2 separate regions of the Mus musculus genome follow, and region 1 is linked to region 2. A link is a loop called in an ENCODE intact Hi-C map of the cell type or tissue named here. Cell type or tissue: heart. All regions are shown on one strand. Links, peaks and the distances in the headings refer to the core of each region. The heading gives the core; the rest is flanking DNA. Region 1 holds the start of Tcea2 (transcription elongation factor A (SII), 2). Region 2 overlaps Zbtb46 (zinc finger and BTB domain containing 46).

What was found. Peaks named below come from ENCODE experiments on the same cell type or tissue, not always from the same donor. Only the 100,000 strongest peaks of a DNase experiment are listed, where the experiment ranks them.
Region 1: it touches region 2 in a loop (2.1-fold over the local background); 7 of 42 quality-filtered maps call a loop at or near these places.

The regions. Positions count from the first base shown.
Region 1 is chr2:181,675,238-181,684,174 of GRCm38, reverse strand. Tcea2 (transcription elongation factor A (SII), 2) reads right to left here and starts at 3,878. Exons shown (of 10, transcript NM_009326.3): 1 at 3,700-3,878; 2 at 900-962; 3 at 522-627. The coding sequence starts at 3,768. In heart, for the core only: CTCF peaks have their summits at 3,856, 5,229, 6,835, 7,522 (motif pointing right) and 1 weaker place; DNase peaks (open chromatin) are centred at 3,994, 5,174, 6,884, 8,524 and 3 weaker places; H3K4me3 peaks cover 2,252 bases; H3K27ac peaks cover 3,428 bases.
Region 2 is chr2:181,388,210-181,397,146 of GRCm38, reverse strand. It overlaps Zbtb46 (zinc finger and BTB domain containing 46), which reads left to right. Exons shown (of 4, transcript NM_027656.2): 3 at 1,522-1,697; 4 at 5,679-6,261. The coding sequence ends at 6,083. Among named protein-coding and RNA genes, the nearest start is that of Lime1, 11 kb to the right of the region's middle. In heart, for the core only: CTCF peaks have their summits at 4,166 (motif pointing left) and 4,365 (motif pointing left); a DNase peak (open chromatin) is centred at 4,356.

The DNA of each region.
Region 1 (8,937 bases), core at 572-8,571, 290 kb before region 2:
ATGGGCAGAAACCTTGCCCAAAGCCTGAACTAGGGACCAGGGGACCAGGGCATGTGACTGTAAAGAGAAACAGGCTCTGGGTTGTCTCATAGAAGTAGACTGAACGCAGAAGACTACCTTCCTAATCAATAGAACCATCTCTGCAGCCTAGTAGCACTGTCCCCAGAAACAGTTGCTGTCTGCCTAGCTACCCTCTTGCATAGGTAGCCATCCCATTCCCCTCCTCCTTCAGCTGGAGCATCCTGCCTGGATCTCCTTTTCTGTTGGCCTCCTGCAGCCTGAAAACCTCCTCTGCAGCATATACCCTTGTCTCAATGATCATACATCCCAGGCCATCACCTCCCCATCACAACAGATGACATCCATCTTCTACCATCTTCATCCATGTCCAGCCCAGGGATGAGTCCTTTCTGATCTATGTTTGTCATATCCCACCATATATAGTTTCAATCAGGGTAGCAGAGCCAGCACTCTATGCTGTGCTGACCAGCAAGAGCTTCCCTTTACATTCTGAGACTCACCCAAGAGCTTCTTCCAGGACTTGATGAGGGACTTGGCAAGTGCAATGAGCTCCTCATCTGAACTCTGCTTGCGCAGAGCATTGACAGACATCCCAACACGGGTGGACTGCAAGACAAGTGGCCTGAGTCAGAGGCGGAGGGGCCTGTTCCAGAGGCGGATCCTCACCAAGGACTCTTGGCTCCCACAGTGGACAGCTGGGGAATGGCAGGGACAGAAAACATCTCTCCCAATGGCTATTTGGGACCCAGGGACCTACCTCCCACCTCTCTTATGACCAGAGAGAATCAGAAATCCTCTCCTTAGAACAAAGTTGTTTGTGCCAATTAAGCCATGTGGGAGTTAATATAGGGAGCCCTGCTAAGACAGGAAGCACTTACCTGGAGCAAGTGCAATGTAATAGGCATATTCTTCAGCTCCCGCAGCAAATCCATAGCTCCCTCCTGAAAGGAAACGGGATGTTCATAAAGGACTTTAAACCTTAGTGGATGCTGGGTAGTGGTGGTGCATGTCTTTAACCCCAGGATTCAGGATGCAGAGGCTGGTGAATCTTGAGTTAAAGGCCAGCCTGGCCTACAGAGTGAGGCCAGGAGTTCCAGAATGGCCAGGATTACACAGAAAACACTTGTCAGGGGGCATAGTGGACAATCCTACCTCTTTGTCATCACCAGGGGGCAACTTACATGTCAGAAAGAAGCCACTCCTCTACCCTGAGATTCCCAGAGCACTCCATACCTGTTCCTACATCACAACAGGGGCTTTTTACTGCTCCTGCCATAGGGCAGGAATAGAGGCAAACAGCTCAACAGTGCTCTCCTCAAAGATCAGGGGGTTTCTCATCCTGCATCTACGGTGATCTCCAGACATCATGGTAACTAACCACAGGAGGACACTGAACAAACTACTAGAGAAAATAAATGCCCCAACTCCTGCTCAACACGGAAGGACATTCACGGGTATAGCACGGGTTCTTTAACCTTGGTCCATCTGTGCTGTGGTGGGAGAGCAGCCTCTCCTCAAAGCGCCTACCCATCAGGGCAGCACTACTCCTGGGTACTGTAACAGACAACCCTGGCTGCCTTCCTCTGCCCTGGCTTTTCCCCAGCATCTACAGGCAGGCTGCACCTCCAGAGTAGGCAGGCTCTTCCTGTTCCTACCTTAAAAGCCTCTACCTAAACTCTCAGGAATCTCTACTCCAGCCACAGATTTGCAAAGTAACAGCACCATAGCCAACAAGGTTTATCAGAGGCACAATTATTGCTAATTGAAAACTACCAAACCTGGTGACACAGGCCTTATCATCTCAGAGATACTTAGGAGGCTGGGGCAAGAGGATCAAAAGTTCAAAGCTTACCTGAGTTTCAGAGTGAATTCAAGATTAGCATGGGCATCTTAATGAGACCTTGTCTTAAAACAAAGTAAAGAGAGGGCTGTGTAGACACAGCTGTGATAAAGCTCTCACTTGGTAAGTTAAGGCCCTGGGTTCAATACCCACTATCAAAGGGGTGGGCAGGTGAGTTGACTCAGCAGATAAAGGTGCCAACAAGCTGTACAACCTAAGTTCAATCTCCAGAGCCCAAATGGTGGGAGGAGATAACCAATTTCCAGGGGTTGTCCTCATACTTACACACTCACCGAGATAACAAATGTAAAATAAATAAAATTAAATATACAAAGGGAAGTTTTTCTTAAAGCCAGCACCTACAAATCCCATAGTCTCACTTTTTATCTCTTTTCCAGACTGGTCACCACCCTCCTCCTAGGTACTGTAACAGAAAACCCTGATTTTCTTCCTCTGCCTAAGCTCTGTTCTTTGAACCTCAAGGGTAGGCAGGCTCCTCTGGTTCCTACCTTAAACCTCACTCTGCTTAAGGCTGCTCTTCTCTTTACCACTTCCAGGTTATATTCAAACACCTCCTTCCTACAACTGAGACAGCCTTTTCTTCTAACACCCAACACTATTGTGTTTGCTGTCCTCCAAGTTTCCACTATGAGCTCATTTGTCTTTATATGCCACAAAGAGGCAGAGAAAACCAACCCATCCAGCCGTGGTAGGGGCTGGGGCTGACCCTTCAATCTGTGTGACTTATCTGCTCAGGCTGCAGCCTTGTTTCATGGCCCTAAGTTAGTAAGCTGTACACCAATCAGCCCTGAGGTGGCTGACTTTGCTAAGAAGACCTGATCCTTGGAGCCAGGGGCATGCATCCACAATAGCCCTGCACTCCCATAATGAAAACCCAGATAAACCATCAGCTGTTCCAAGGAGCCTCTCTCAAGGACTACTGGAACCTCTGCAGGTTCCCTTCTCAACTGTACAGTCCTATCTGTGGCCTTCCATCCTTACTGGGTCTCCCTTTGGATTCCCATCCTATCTCTGCCACCCTTAGTTCCAAGTTTGTCATTTGTGCTTTCTCTTACCGGAAAGAAGCTCCAGCAGGGCCTCTGTAGCCCAGATGATTGCAAAGTGGGTTCTGTTTCCAGTGTAAAGGCTTATGTGGGCACTTAACCTACTTCCTGTTTTAGACCCCAGCCCTCCAACCCCTAGAGCAATCCTGCTCATCCCCAAAAGCTGTCCTGCAGCCTTCTACTTCAAGCACAGTCCTGGGGAGGCTGTACAGACTCATGACTCAGCCACTATCTGGGCTGCCCTCAGAGCGGTGCTGCGGATGCTCTAGAGTCACTCAGTCTTAAAGCCACCTCCTAAGTCCCTTCCCACCCACGGAAGGCAAGATTGCAGGTGCCATCATCCCCTAAGGATGCTCCTCAAAGGCTACGCAGGTGACCATGGTCGGAAGGCAGGCTGGACTGCCAAGCCCACACTGGCCAGGGGTCTCAACGCCACAGGCTCAACTGTCTGCCCAAACCGACTTGCTGTTGCCTGAGGCCTGACTAAGCAGGGGAAAAATTTATTAAGAGAAACCTGGTGCTGAAGGGTGGGGGGCAGACAGGGGAGACAACGGCTGGGCCAGGGACGCCCGCGGCCACCGCTGGGCGACGAACAGAGGGTAGCTTTCGGTCAACGCGGCGTCCATTGCGAAGCGGCAGTCCCAGGACAGGGTGGAGGGCGGGCCTGGGCAAGGGGTCTCGACTGACTGGGCTAGGTATCACTCTGCCCGAGGGTAGGCTCAGACGGTCTCCGCGGAGCGGGGCCCCAGGGTCCTGGCGGCCCGCGCCCCTCACCGCGTTCTTCCTGGTCACCATTTTGTCCAGCCTCCGGGCGATACGAGCAATCTCTTCCTCCTTGCCCATCACTACCTCGGTGGCGGCGGGTTGTGCCGGTTGCGCCGCCCGGCCTGACCTCGGCCGCCGCCGCCGCCTAGATCCGCGGTCCAAACCTCCGCCTGGCGGCCGCGTGCGACAGAATTAAAAAAAAAAAAAAAAAAAAAGAGTCCCCGCCCCCGGGACCACAACTCCCAGACGACTGCGCGGCCTGCGGCCTGCGGCCTGATTGCCCGCTGGAAAAGGTAGTTCCGCAGGTATCTCCGCCGGACCACGGCCCCACGTGCCCACCGAATGCCAGGGGGAGGGAGGACCTAGAGGAGGGAGAAGGACAACCCTACTGCGCTCAGGTCTTTAATTCAACCCATCTGAGCAGCTTGCCCTGGCGGCCGGTCGCGCCTTCACTAGTGCACTTAGATCGCCTCCACTTCCGAGAGTCACTCAGCTCACTCCACACACTTCACTTGGTACCAAGCCGAGTTTGGGGGCTTTCTTGGCGCTGCGCAGGTGGCCGGGACTCTGAAACGGTTTCTCCGCAAGAATTCAGGCTTTAGCCAAGCAATGTAGGCTCATGCCTTTTTAATCCCTGCACTCGAGAGATAGAGAGTCAAGCAGATCCCTGTGAGTTCAAGGTCAGCCTGGTCTACAGAGCTAGTTCCAATACATTCAGGGTTACACAGAGAAACCCTGTCTCGGGGGTGGGGGGTGGGAGTGGGGAGAACTATTCAGGTTCTGAAGTCAACCTAACGGTATAAACCCCAAGTTCTGCACATTGTTGTACGTCTCAGTCTCCCAACCTGTGAAGTGACAATGACAGAGGCTGCGATCAGGAGCCTCCGATTCATATTTTACACTGAGAACAGGGCAGGGTACTGAGGCAATCCGCTACTGAGGCATTACCTCAGGAAGACCCTAACCACGTCCAGGAAAGGGAGAATGGTGCTCTGCTCTTCTTCTGTCCTATACATGGTGGCAGGTGTGCTGGTACTAAAAGTCAATCTGAATTTTTTTGTACCCAGGAGGCCAGAGTGCAAATGACATACACAAATGACCTAAGCTGACCGTTTTAATCAGTTATGACATCTTTACCATAAGAAAAAGGCATGGAACTTCTTGAAGGCAACAAAGCTTTTCCAGAGGTGCAGTGATGGCTGAACCCAGCTCTCTAGTTTCATACCACCTCTCATTCTGCCCTTTACTGAGAGCTGGGCCCTTGCTCTAAGCTAAACCCAACAACAACAACAAAAATTCTGGGAAAGGGAACCCTGTGTTTGAGTACTGAATTAATGCTTTCAGGACCCTACCACAAGACAGGCAGTAAGAGAACCACAGGACCTTCAGCCATGCTGTGTTTGGCTGATGACTTGACCCCATCAAGGGACTGCCTACTGAGTAGTCCCAGCTCTGACTGGTCCCAATGATGAGCAACAGCAGCCTGTAGGTGGCAGGAGCCACCCACAGATCTGCTCAAGAACAGGCTCTTTCCTGAGGAAAATCCAGTAGATCACCAGCAGGGGAGCTATGTCACAAGAAGCCAGATCAAAGGTGTGTTCAATCCTGAGGGGTCCTTACTTGTGGGGTTGGTACTCACCAGCCAGATATTTCCACATTGCAACCTTAGAAAATTCCAACTTTAGAAAGCGCAGTTGATAGTATTTTGTTTAGCATGTAGGAAGCCCTGGGTTCAATCCACCGTACTGCATACAAACCAGGCATCACAGGTACGTGCCTGTTCACTCAGCACTTGGGTGATAGAGACAGGAAGGCCAGAAGTTGAAGGTTATCCTCAGATATGTATATGAGAGACATGTTTCAGAAACAAAAAGTCCTGATCCCAGATCCTACAAGAGCTCCAAATCGAACCTTCTGGCCCTTGATCAGAAAAGTCACCTCCCACCCCAGATTCTCCCCCACCTCACCCCACCCCCATACACCTTGCTGACTTTCAGAGCTTTATCTTCAGTGGAACCTCCCCACCAAACATCTAGACCATAGATTCACCCAGGTGTTCGCTCCAGTGTGGTGTTGTCCTCTACCCTAGCCTTCTGAAGGTGGTGGAGGACACACCTGCCTGGGTTTGGAGATAAGAAGTTTCTTGGACAATGTGATACCAGGTGGGAAAGAAGGCTTCTGGGAGACAGCCTTACCTATCTATATTGTCCAATCTACTACTGGGGTCTTTTCCAAGTTCCCAGAACACCTAGATGAGGTATCCTAACAATTCACCAACGGCTTTTGCACCCAGCCTTCCTGGGGCGCACACTCCCAATATTTCTTAAGAGTCTGCCCCTGAAGTGGATCTCTGACTTCAAGAGTCCTCAGTGAGCAACATAGCCCTATCCTAGGGACCCTGGGATAGAGATATCCCAGCTTGAAGGTCTGAAAAGGACAGGCAATGATCTAATGAGATAGGATCATGGGACATCCCCAGGGTCTGCCCCACCAGGCCAACTGTACCTTTGACCCAAAGCTTGCCCTACCCCCTTCCTCAGTTCAGGAAACATCGGAAGCCCAAGCCATTTATTTTTCTATTTGTGATCCCTGCCCCCCATCTATGTCTGCCCAGAGCTGGCCCTGACCCCAGTGGTGGCCTGAATGCTTCCCCTCTGGCCAAGGCAGGGCGGTGGTGGGTGGGAAGACTCACACTGCCAAGCTCACACGGAGCCTAAGCTCCAGGAGGTCCTATATCCTTGTCACCATATGATAGTCCCTCCCCTGCATGCAGTTCTCAGGTCCTCTGCCCATCTTGGGGGTTGCAGATCTTCACCATAGGGCTCTGTGGATCTACAACCACAGCCAATCCCACTTTAGGCCCTCCTTGGACACTGGCTTCTGTGGTCAGACAAGGCAGGGACCAGTGACAGATAAAAGGGTCTCCAGTATTATGAGGTAGAAAGTGGAAGCTAGGCATGTGGATATTGGTTTTGTCTGTGTAGATGGATACGAGCTCTCTGAGCCTCAGTCTCCTAGACTACAGAATGGGAAGAGCCATAAGCTTATGGAAATGTCTGCTTGGAAAGTCCCCCACCAGCCCACAGCCTGGCCAGGACCCAGCTTCCTCCCCCAGAGGCAGTGTTAGGGAGGCAGGAGACATCCCCTAGAGGCCAGTGAGGCCTTAGCTGCAGGCTTGCTCTAACAATGTGCTTCCCTGACACAATTCCCAGAAATGCTGCCCCCCTCCCTTGCCAGCCCGCCAGCCTGGCGGCCACTCCACCCTCCTACCCTAAGGAGCCCCAGGCAGCCAGGAGGTCAGAGGCAATGGATGAAGCATAGAGGTCTGACTCAGAGGCAGCAAACCTGTGGAATTGTCCCGCCATCCTGCAAAGACCCGCCTGGACCAAGTCAGTCATAGTTAAGCCGCTGCAGAAGCAAAGCTATGCTGGACCTGTAGGATGCTAAGTCACTGAAAAGTATTCCCAGATCTCATTCAGAGGAGAAAGCAAGATCCTTCCAGGCTCCACCTGGCCTCTTGGCCCTCATGCTTAACCCCTGCCCTTCCATACATACACCTGCTCCCTTTTTTTCTTCAGTGGCTTTAAACAGTTCCCCATCGGTGTAGGTAGCATGCTACTTGGATGGTTTCCTCACGGTTCTTTCAGGTTTGAGCTCAAAAACCAGTCATGAAAAAATAGATACTGATATAGCCCTATTTTCATACCCAGTACTCTTGATATTGGCTTATTTGTGGATTTATTGATTTTTAACCTTTCTACTCCAGAATGGAAACATCTTACAGCAAGGATTGGAGTTGTTTGTTCTTTTCCAATTTCCTATCTCAGAAGACAGTCTGGTGCCAGCAGGGGGCTCAGTACCAAAATAATGAATTCTGTCTCTGAACAAAGGAGAGTGGAAGTCCCTAAACATGGCCAGCTGGGTCCCCACCAAAGCTACTTGTCAACAGTCAGGAAAAGAAAAGGGAGAAAAAAACAAAGACGAAAACAAAACATACGAAGCTGGGTGTGATACTACACCTACAATCCCACAACTCAGAAGGCAGAAGCCAGCCTGAGTTACACAGAAGAGTTCCAGAGCCATCTTGATTTGTTTTGTTTCTTTGTTTTTGTTTTTGAAACAAGGCCTCTACATAGTCCTGGCTAACTCACTTCATATACCAGGCAGGCAACCATGCCCAATCCAGTAAACATTTTTTTAAAAAAGAAGGAAAATACCCAGGCAGTGGTGGTGTATGCCTTTAATCCCAGCACTTGAAAGATAGAGGCAGGTGGATCTCTATGAGTTTCAGGCCAGCCTGATCTACAGAGCTAGTTCCAGGACAGCCAGAGGTATGCAGAGAAACCCTTTTTCGAAAAACCAAAGAAGAGGAGGAAAAGAAAAAGAAAGAGGAAGAAAAAGAAGAGAGGGAAGAGAGTGGGGAAGGAGAAAAAGGAGATAGATGTTTTTCTCTGCTTTAGTCTCCTTTTATCTTCATTTCCCAATCTGTCAAAGCAGGGAGGGGCCAGCCTAACTTGGCAGGGCATTCGGGATGGATACCTCGCTCCAGTAACCTAAGAGACCCGCGATTGCCTGCAGTTAGCCCACCTTATAGGCAAAGTACCACCAAGGGGACCGACACACTCTTGAGAACAAAGACAGCAACATCCACAGACCCAAGCCAGGCACCAAGGGGAGAAAAAAAGTAACTATTTATGTAAAGACCCGCAGTCCTGAGGTGTGGGGGCGGGGCCGTGGGTGAGGCCAACGGAATGGGCGAGAGTACCGGCCAGCAGGGGTTGGGGAAACTGGACAGAATGTCTGGCGCCTCCTCCGCCCAGTAGGTTCTCTCTGGCCCGAAGGCCAGCCTTCCTTCCTGAGCGGCTGTTTCCTGGCTCCGCCCTGTTGTCGCCACGGAAACCCATGAGTAGCCCAGCAGCCCAGCCAGGTTCCCATGGAGTCCCTGCAGAGCAGGAGCCCTGTGTTGCTGCAGAGACCCAGACATCGTAGGTGACTACTTTGAAGGACACAAGTTGACCATACAGGCATCCTGGACCAGAACACTTCAAAATGTAGAACAGCAGCCCTATCCCGCTCTCTGACAGCCCACCCAGGTCTCATCCAGTGACCCTAAAAGTGGACAGTGCCTGTGATAAGACCCTGAAAACCCACATGCTCACCACAGTATTATAACTCTGAAATTCTGAAATATCCTTCAAAATATATCTGACCTCTGGCCCACCCACAGAAGCCCCTCCGTTGCATATT
Region 2 (8,937 bases), core at 698-8,697:
AGATTATTCACTTAGGATATGTGGTTAAAATGATGGCTTCAAAACGACATCACAATATGCTGTGTATGACATTCCACCCAGTGTACATAAGATCTTAGCTCTTGAATTACACAGTGTTCATACAAGGAAAAGAGACCCATAAGAAACCAGATCTCTGACCTTAGTGACTAGTTTCATTCTCTGGGTTGTGATAAGTCTCTCTCCCTGCTTCTGTCCCCAGTTCCTACCTGTAGACCAGCTTGACTTAAATACACACTCAAAGAAAATAAATCTTTAAAAAATATTTTTGTTTTGTTTTTGTTTTTTGTTTTTCAAGAAGGTATTTCTCTATGTAGCTCTTACTGCCCTGGAACTTTCTCTGTAGACCAGGCTGGCCTCAAACTCACAGATATCCACCTGTCTCTGCCTCCTAGGTGGTAGGATTAAAGACCTGCACCAGCATGGCCTTACTAAGAACTTAAATCTTAAAGAAAAGGAAGTCTTGAGGAGAGTGCACTCAGCTTTCTGCAGGAACTCAGTATCCTTTTTAGAAACACAGAGACTGGGAATGTGGACAGTAGCTCTGGGAAATGACCTGTTGTGATATATCAGAGCCTGGCTTATAGACACTAGGTGCAAACTCAGGGCTTCTCCAGGCCTAGCACAGAGTACTCAGTGTTCACCTGCCCGAAGCACATCCTAGGTACCTAGAATGGCAGGAGATTTGAGAATAAAAGACTGTCACACAAGCATGGGGCTCCTTATGACTTAAAGAGGGTCTGCCTGACATTATCAGGCCTGTGCATACCTGGGTGCTCTCAGGGCTGTTCTCTGTGCTCTTCAGTTCCAAGACGCACACTATGACTGGGACCAGGAGCAGAGTAGCACTGGGGACACAGGGGGATCCCCTGAGCTTTTAAGGTTGATTGTATGCACTTAGTAGAGATGACAGTGAAGTGTCCTTGCCATAGTGTGCTGTCCGGTTGTCAGGACAGAACTATATTAAACCATGTGGTTCTTCTTTCTAGCTTTTGGGCTTGTGCCATGCTTGGGTGCTGTTTTTTGTTTAAGGGTTTTTGTTTTGTTTTGTTTGTTTTGTAGCCCTTGCAGTCCTAGAACTTACTTTATAAACCAGGCTGGCTTCAGAATTCACAAAGATCCACCTCTCTCTGCTCTCCAAGTGCTGGGATTACAGGTGTGCACCACCACTGCCCAGCTTGAATGCTGGTTTTTCTTATCTTCCTCTCTAGGGTAGTATCTAATGCACCCTTGCCAAACATCACGCTTTGGCATCCAGTCGGATCATGGGTATAGGGAAGCTCTGAACAGGGTAAAGACAGCTGTAGAGGGTGACTTGTTCCCATAGCAAGCTGCTGATCTGTTCTCAGCAGACTCCTGGAAGGTTGTCTGTTTTGTGACTCCTAAGAGCTGTGTAGCCACCTCCCTGTACTCTGATGAGTGAGTAGACCGTCTATTTGGAGGTGAAGTGAGGTGGTTGGTCATGTGGGGTCAGGTGCTAATGTCTCTTCTACTGTCTTTCAGTGAACGAATTCACGGTGATCAGGAAGAAGTTCAAGTGCCCCTACTGCAGCTTCTCAGCCATGCACCAGTGCATCCTTAAGCGACACATGCGCTCACATACTGGAGAGCGGCCCTACCCTTGTGAGATCTGTGGCAAGAAGTTCACTAGGAGAGAGCACATGAAGCGACATACTCTGGTGAGTGCAGGCGTCAGTCAGTGCATGAGGGTATATGATAAAATGGTCTCTGATGTCCTGACAGGCAGGTCAGGAGTAGGGTGTAGACTACCTACCCCAGTAATAGGTGCCTTGCAGAAGGGAGTATGGAACAGAACAGGGAGAGCTGCTACACACACCCCCCCCCCCCCATCCCATTGTGCCTCTCCTCAGGGGCTCCAAGCCTGTCTAAGTCTGAGTGCAGAGAGTGATGGCACATCGCTTGTTGTTTGCTTGCTGGCTTCCTCAGCCACCTTAGAGTGCACACAGCTACCTACACTCTGGCCTGTCTTATCTGCATTCCCACTCTTGTGCCTGGCTCTTAGTTCCTAGCAGGCTGTTTTCAAGTAGCAGGTGTTGAATCAGTCTGGCCAAGAAATGACAGAAAGAAAAAGGTGTCCAGAAACAGGTAGGTTGGTTCAGGCAAGATACATCAGCAAAGTCAGGCAGGCACAGGTAGCTTAGGGCAAGCTAGGGTCAAGGACTTAGAGCTCCTAAAAATTAATCAGGGTTTGGGGAGGGGCACACTTAGAGGAAGATGGAGTTAGGGGGTCTCAGGTTTCAGCAATCATCTTCCCCGGAAGAGCTGGCTGCTTGAGCCTGACTGCAGGCCTGCAAGGCCTCCCCACAGGGGCTTATTCAGAACAGGGACTTGTAATGCACCTGCTTGATTTACTGTGAGCAGAACCCCAGCTTCTGCCCCAACCTCAGGTCCTAGAGTCCTGTGTACTCATAGCTGCTTGAAGTCTTAGAGCTGGTTTTAGATCTTCTTGCTAATGAGACCAAGGAGGTAGCTCAGTCAGTAGAGTGCTTGCCTAGCATGCGTGAAGCCCTGGACTCAATCCCTAGCACCACATGATGGTATATTCCTGTGATGCCAACACTTGGGAAGTGTCGGAAGTAAAGAATATCGGAAATTCAAGACATTTAGTTGGCTCGGGGAATAAGGATGACTGCTACCAAGCTTGACTACCTGGGTTTAATTCCAGGACCCACATGTTTGGAAGGAGAGAACAGACTTCCTTCTATAAGTTGTCCTCTGTGTGGACAGTTATGGTGTACACACACACACACACACACACACACACACACACACACACACACACAGAGTAAATTTTTTGAAAAGTTCAAGGCCATCCTCAGTTAGTTACTAGCAGATTCAGGGCCAGCCTGTGATACCGGTGACCTTGTCTCAGAAAGAGAAACAAAATAACTTTTCACTAGTTCTGTTTGTGCTGAGTCCACAGAGAGCTTTACAGACTGAGCCTAAGTGGGATGTTGTCACCTCCACACAGCTTTTCCTACTCAGAGAATACAGGGTCTTGTTTTTCAGCTCGGGCGTAGGTAATGAACAGTCTTGAAAAGTCTGCATTTTCCTAACCAAAACAACATTCGCCCGTGTTTGAGGACGGGCCACGCTGCCTGCCTTTCACGTGGGGTAGCTGTTCCTACTTCAGGGCGTCACCTTATTTTAAAAGAGGAGGCAGAAGAATGATAGGTTCTAAGCCAGCCTGTGTACCAGGCTCAGAATCGGCTTCATAGTGAGATCTTGTATTTAATATTGATGATGCCCCATATGTTAAGACTTGCATGAGAAAAAGGTCTATTTAGTTTATATTGTTTCCTTGGGATGCCTGTCTTTGAAAAAGTAGAGTCCTCTGCATTAGAGGCAGCTCTACAGCCCACTATGTTCACCATCTACTGCCCTGACTTCTTGGCAAGCAAAGCCCTTCCAAGCCCCTCGAGAGGTGGAGACAGTGCTGAGGGCCACTCTGTACATTGCCAGGGATCAGAAAGGCGTGGGTTTGTAATATTCTAAACACCATGGTCAAGGAGCATGGCAGCAGACTGCATGATACCCTTCTCTTGTGCTTCTTCCTGGGCATGTCAGGATGGGCCAGTGTTCTGAGGAGAGGCTCCATGAAACATCTTTGTCACCTCTGAGCAACATAGTACAGCCAATAGTTCATGTGGTAGTCCTCAGGCCACAGGAATCTTAGTAGTGCCAGACTCCTAGGCCTGCTCCTGTCTGATCAACACTGCTGTAACTTGGTCTAAGTTTTGTTCTTCTGTGGTAGAGAAAGGGGGAAATTCTGAGCTGAAAATGGCAAAACAAGGGCTTGGGGGGAATGCGTAGTTCAGTTGGCAGAGTATTTGTCTAATTTGCAAGAACCTCTGGGTTTGAGCCCTAGCATTACATAAAACCAAGCATGTTAAAACATATCTGTAATTGCAGAATTATAGAGGCTGAAACAAGGGTATTGAGAATTTCAGGCGAGTATGAGAGAGGGAGAGAAACACATAAGCCAAAGAAACCAAAAAGTGCCCTGTGTACCAAGTTATTAGAGGTCTCATTTCTAGAATCAAACTTTCAGGGAAGCATGTGAGGCTGGCACCCCAGCTTCAAGGGCCACCAGTTCCCCCTAGTGACAACTCTTTTCAAGTCATACTGTGGGCTTCTCGAGTTTTTCTTTGTTGGTGTATATTTGAGTCTTAATTCAGAGTTCTTCGGAAAGCAACTCTACCTGCAAGAAAGGTGTACTCAAGAGAGGGAAGGCTGGGTGTTCCACAAGATCTTTGGGACTGGAAGCCTGAGAAGCCCAGGATGGGAGGGTAACACTCAAGGTCCAGACAGAAACACAGTGCCACCTTGTGGCCAGATCCTTATGAGTGGTGGAGCCCTTTGCAGGCATGCTTATAGTTGGAGGGAGAACTGGCAGATTCAGAATAGTGGGAACAAGTTATAATCACCCCCTTAGCTGTGTGCAGCCTGTTCCCTAGCAGTCCTGGTGGCAGCTTATGCAGGAAGGAAGAGAGCCTAGAGTCGGGGGAAACTTATGTTTAAGGAAACCTATTCTAGGGTGTTGACCTGAGACCAATCCACCTGTGTATGGCCTAGGGCTGCCTGGCCAGAGACAGTTATGGGCTCCTCTGGGTTCCTTAAGCTTCCATTAAGCTTAGGGTCAGATCTTATATACAAGGAGGTACAGCTGGCCAGGCTGATACTCCTATGAGTACCCCACACATCCCATCTCTAGGGAGGAAATTCTGGACAGGCTAACTTTCTACAGAGTACACTGGTTCCTATGCACACTTCCTCAGGCCCAGGCCTCCTGGATTCTCTCCAGAAATCCAGACTTTAGTGTTCTGTACCTCAAGGCCCCTCTGCTGAGTACTGTGTCTTCCTGCTAAGTACTACAACGGGCAGGGCACTGACTGCCTCTGTCCCTCCCTGGCTGCCACATTTCCTCTGTCATCTCTGTCCTTGCCTTTCAGTTGAGACATAGGACAGAAGGACTTGCCCCTTTTCATGGAAGCAACGTGCATAACAGCCAGGCTGGGGTTCAACTCTGTTGCCCTGCTGTCAGGCTCCATTGTGCTTCCCATCCATCATCTTCACGCTGAGCCCTCTCCCTCCACTCCTCACCTGTAGCTCCCATGCTGCCCAGCCTACCAAGCTAGCCTGGGCTTCCTCGAAGGCTCTTGCAGCTTCCAACCACAGCTATGTATGGGCTCCCTGTCCCATGAATCCAGGTGAGCAGTGTTGCATTTCTTAGCTCTGCACCATCTGGGCTGCTAGGCCAGCTCCTCTGCCTGTACAGGGTTAACATCAGCTGGGCTTCAGAGCTAGGGTGAACCAGAGCCTCTCAGCTTGCCCCACGTGAAAGTTTGTAGGAAGGCTATTTCAGGCAGAGGGAGTAATATGACCAAGTGAGAATTAGAGTACTTGGATATAGATACGTTGGGATCTGGACCAATTTGTAGCTGGTGGCATGACACAGTTTCTCCTGGTGCCTATAGCATCCCCAAGATGGTTTGCTGCCTCTAGTGATATTGCCCATGTGGGCTCCAGATAGACCTGTTCCCTCCAGTCCCTGTCAGGGGCTGTCCCTCCTGTGTCTCTCATGACTGTACTCCTCACCCCAATACTTCACATCTCCACTGACTGCTCTGTTCCTCCAGGTCCACAGCAAGGACAAGAAGTACGTGTGCAAAGTGTGCAGCCGTGTGTTCATGTCTGCAGCCAGCGTGGGCATTAAGCACGGCTCTCGTCGCCATGGGGTGTGTGCAGACTGTGCTGGCCGGGGTGTGGGCACGCCACTGGACCATGGTGGAGGTGGCGAGGGCTCCCCTGAGGCGCTGTTTGCTGGTGAAGGGCCGTACCTGGAGGACCCGGATGATCCACGAGGGGAGGCTGAGGAGGAGCTGGTTGAGGATGAGGATGAGGACGTGGCCAAGTGGAAGGATGACGTGGGCTTGGCCCATGAGGATGCACTGCTGGGGGATGACAAGGATGATGAAGACTCTCCACAGGGGCCTCACAGCCCCTCTGGGGAGCCCGATAAAGACTTTGCCTGGATCTCCTAGGGGCTCTGCTCTAGTGGGCAGGGTGAGTGATGGCTGAATCGCTTTGTCCACCTGTGTGTGTGTCTTAGTGGATCTTTACTTACCCAGGAGCAGGGCTATGCTTACTCCTTGAAGCTCCTCCTAAAGGCCTCTCCTCCATGCTATACCCCTCTCCATTACAGAAACTGGTCCTGTGAGCTAAAAAGTGGGTGTGACTCGTGACTGGGGAGCACTAGGACTGAACACGAAGTGAGGGGTACAGTGTGGGTTTAAGAAAAAGGAGAATGCATGCTCCCACCTGTCCAGGTATTAATGGAATCCCCAGCAGGTGTCTAGATGTATGGGCAGGGCTGCACCAAGGCCTGGGCATGCTTCCTCAGGGTATCAAAGGAGCCCTTTGCTGTGAACCTGGCTAGGAATGCAAGATGACTCAGAGTATAGGTCAGGGTCAGCACTGGATAAGGTCATGAGGGCAGTCTCCCAGACTGCAGGCCTGAGTAAGTGTTGAGTTTTGCATAAACACAAACTGTTCATCCACAGCACTGCTCAATCTCCTTCTATCCCTCCTCCCCAAGCAGTCAGGTTATGGGCTATGGCCCTATGTCACTCTGCCCTCTTGGTTTCTGCTGCCCTACGGCAGCTGGTGGAATCTATTGGGCAAAAAGTCCTGCAACCCTCTTACCTCCAGGCTTTGGTGCTTAACACAAAATGACTGCAGATGCCTCTCTGGAAGCCCTAGGCTCCAGGTGCTATCTCTGTGGGAAGCAGCTACCTAATTGGCAGGCCAAGGAGGAGTGCTGTCTGTCCAAGAGGGGACCTGTGGCCAGATACTTTCCACTTTAGGCTCACAGGGTTGAGTTGCAAAAGCCACAGCTCTTTGTTCTGTGTGCACTTTCTTGGAGAACCCCATTGTGCACCCTGAGTTCTGCCTGTGCTTCGGCTGATCCCATATTGGACCGGATAGAGCTCAGCTCTTGCCTTTGTTGCTGCTAACACTGGAGGTGGGCGTTCCTAGCTGCAGTGTGCTGCTATGCCTCTCTGCCTAGGAACCAAATTTTAAAGAAGTCAGAGACATTTTGAGGTGGTTACTACAGATTACTGTTTCACATTGTTTTCCTCACTGGACAGGACTGACAGGATTACGGGGGTGGTTCCTTTAACTCTTCACCAAGTCCTCTAGCTGTATTTCTGAAGGCTCTCACACTTCTTCTGTGAAGCGTGGGCTTCATTTCCATGGCCCTGAGGCCCAGAGAGACAGCTGTCCACTTACCGGCAGGGTAGTCATAGACATAGATACTGCAGCCTGCCCTCCTCTTGAGGCTGTTTCTGACAAACTATCAAGACATTCCGTCCCTCATCCACCTCAGCTCCCAAAGGCCCACTGCAGTGGTGGTTCAGTGAGCACTCTGATGAGTGCTGATGGGCTAACCCTACCCTGTACAAGGGCTCATAAGGCTACTAAGCATTAGGGCCAATTAAAGAATTTTAGTTTCCCTTTCTCAGACAAATAGCTTTTATACTTTTTTTTTTTTTTAAACTGACACATCTGTTCTGTTGGTAAATAAGGAGACACCCGGTAAAACTAATTTAGGTTCCAATAGTTGTGCAGAACTTGTGTTTCTTGGTGATTCTCCTCAAGTACTAGCTGCCTAAGCTACAGAGGGCACTGGCCTGCTCCTACAGAAGGAAGCAATCATAGCTTCTATTGTTTTAAACAAAACAACAGGAAGAACAGGACCAGGACTCTCCTATACACAGTGTGTAGGAACAGCTGCCTGGGAAGCTGTGTGTCTGTCCCTCTGTTCACTACCCTCTTGCTCTGAGGCACGCTGGTTCTGGAGTATATTTCCACCTATGATGACATAGCTAGACCTCCTTTTACCAACAAAACTCCAGGTTGAGACTCTCTAGTCTTGCCAGGGCCCACTGAGAGCTCCCAGACTCAGTACATCTCTCCCTCGTTTAAAACACCTTTTTCTAAACACTTTCTTATAAAATGCATTTGGAAACTAGACCTTTGCTACCACTGTCTCTGGGTTTTTGTATCAGTCCCAACTTCTCAGGCTGTCTTGCCCAAGATGCAGGACCCCTACCTAGCCCACCTCCCAAGGCACCTGTGCCTCCACTCAGGATGTCTTGCTCTGACTGGCTCCCCTTCCAGACTGCCTTTTCTGGCCTTTCTGGGGTTCCCTGTTGGTGCCACAGGGCACTTCCTTAAAACCAGTACTGTACCAGAAAACTGAGGGTCCCAGTTCTGGTCCCACCACCTTCCAAGTGTTTGCCATGTGGCAGGCTTTGTTCTGGCTCAGTTTCCAATTAGAAAGTGGAAATCTAGAGATCCAGATGAACATATCCATCTCAGGAGGCACGGAGGGAAAAGATGTATGTATTGAAGTTTTTTTTTTTTTTTAAATGTGACTTTTTTTAAATCAATGTTCAAACTAATAAATATTTTTTTATGAAGAAGAAAAATGTGTAGATTACATTTCACATTTTGTATTTTTTTTTATGTGTGTGTGTCTGTATTCTGGTGTTTGTAACACCAAAGTGGAAAATACAGCCCATGGCATGGGTGCTGTGAAGTTGAGATGAGAAAATGATATGACCTTGCTGTGGGTCTCTGGATCCTGACCAGTTTGGACTCTGAGTTTTGGGGACCAGGACACTGCGAGGACAGGGACCTGACTCAAAAGACACAGCTATGCTTCCAATTTTGCACATCTTCCTTTAAAAACAGGCAACAAAACAAAACCTGAGAAAATGCAAAACTGGAACTTTTTGCAATATTCTGAAAGATAATCTTCCTTTGGCTCATTCTATGACATGTACAACTCTTAAGAAAGCCATACTTAATGGTGATGTTATTTTTTAGATC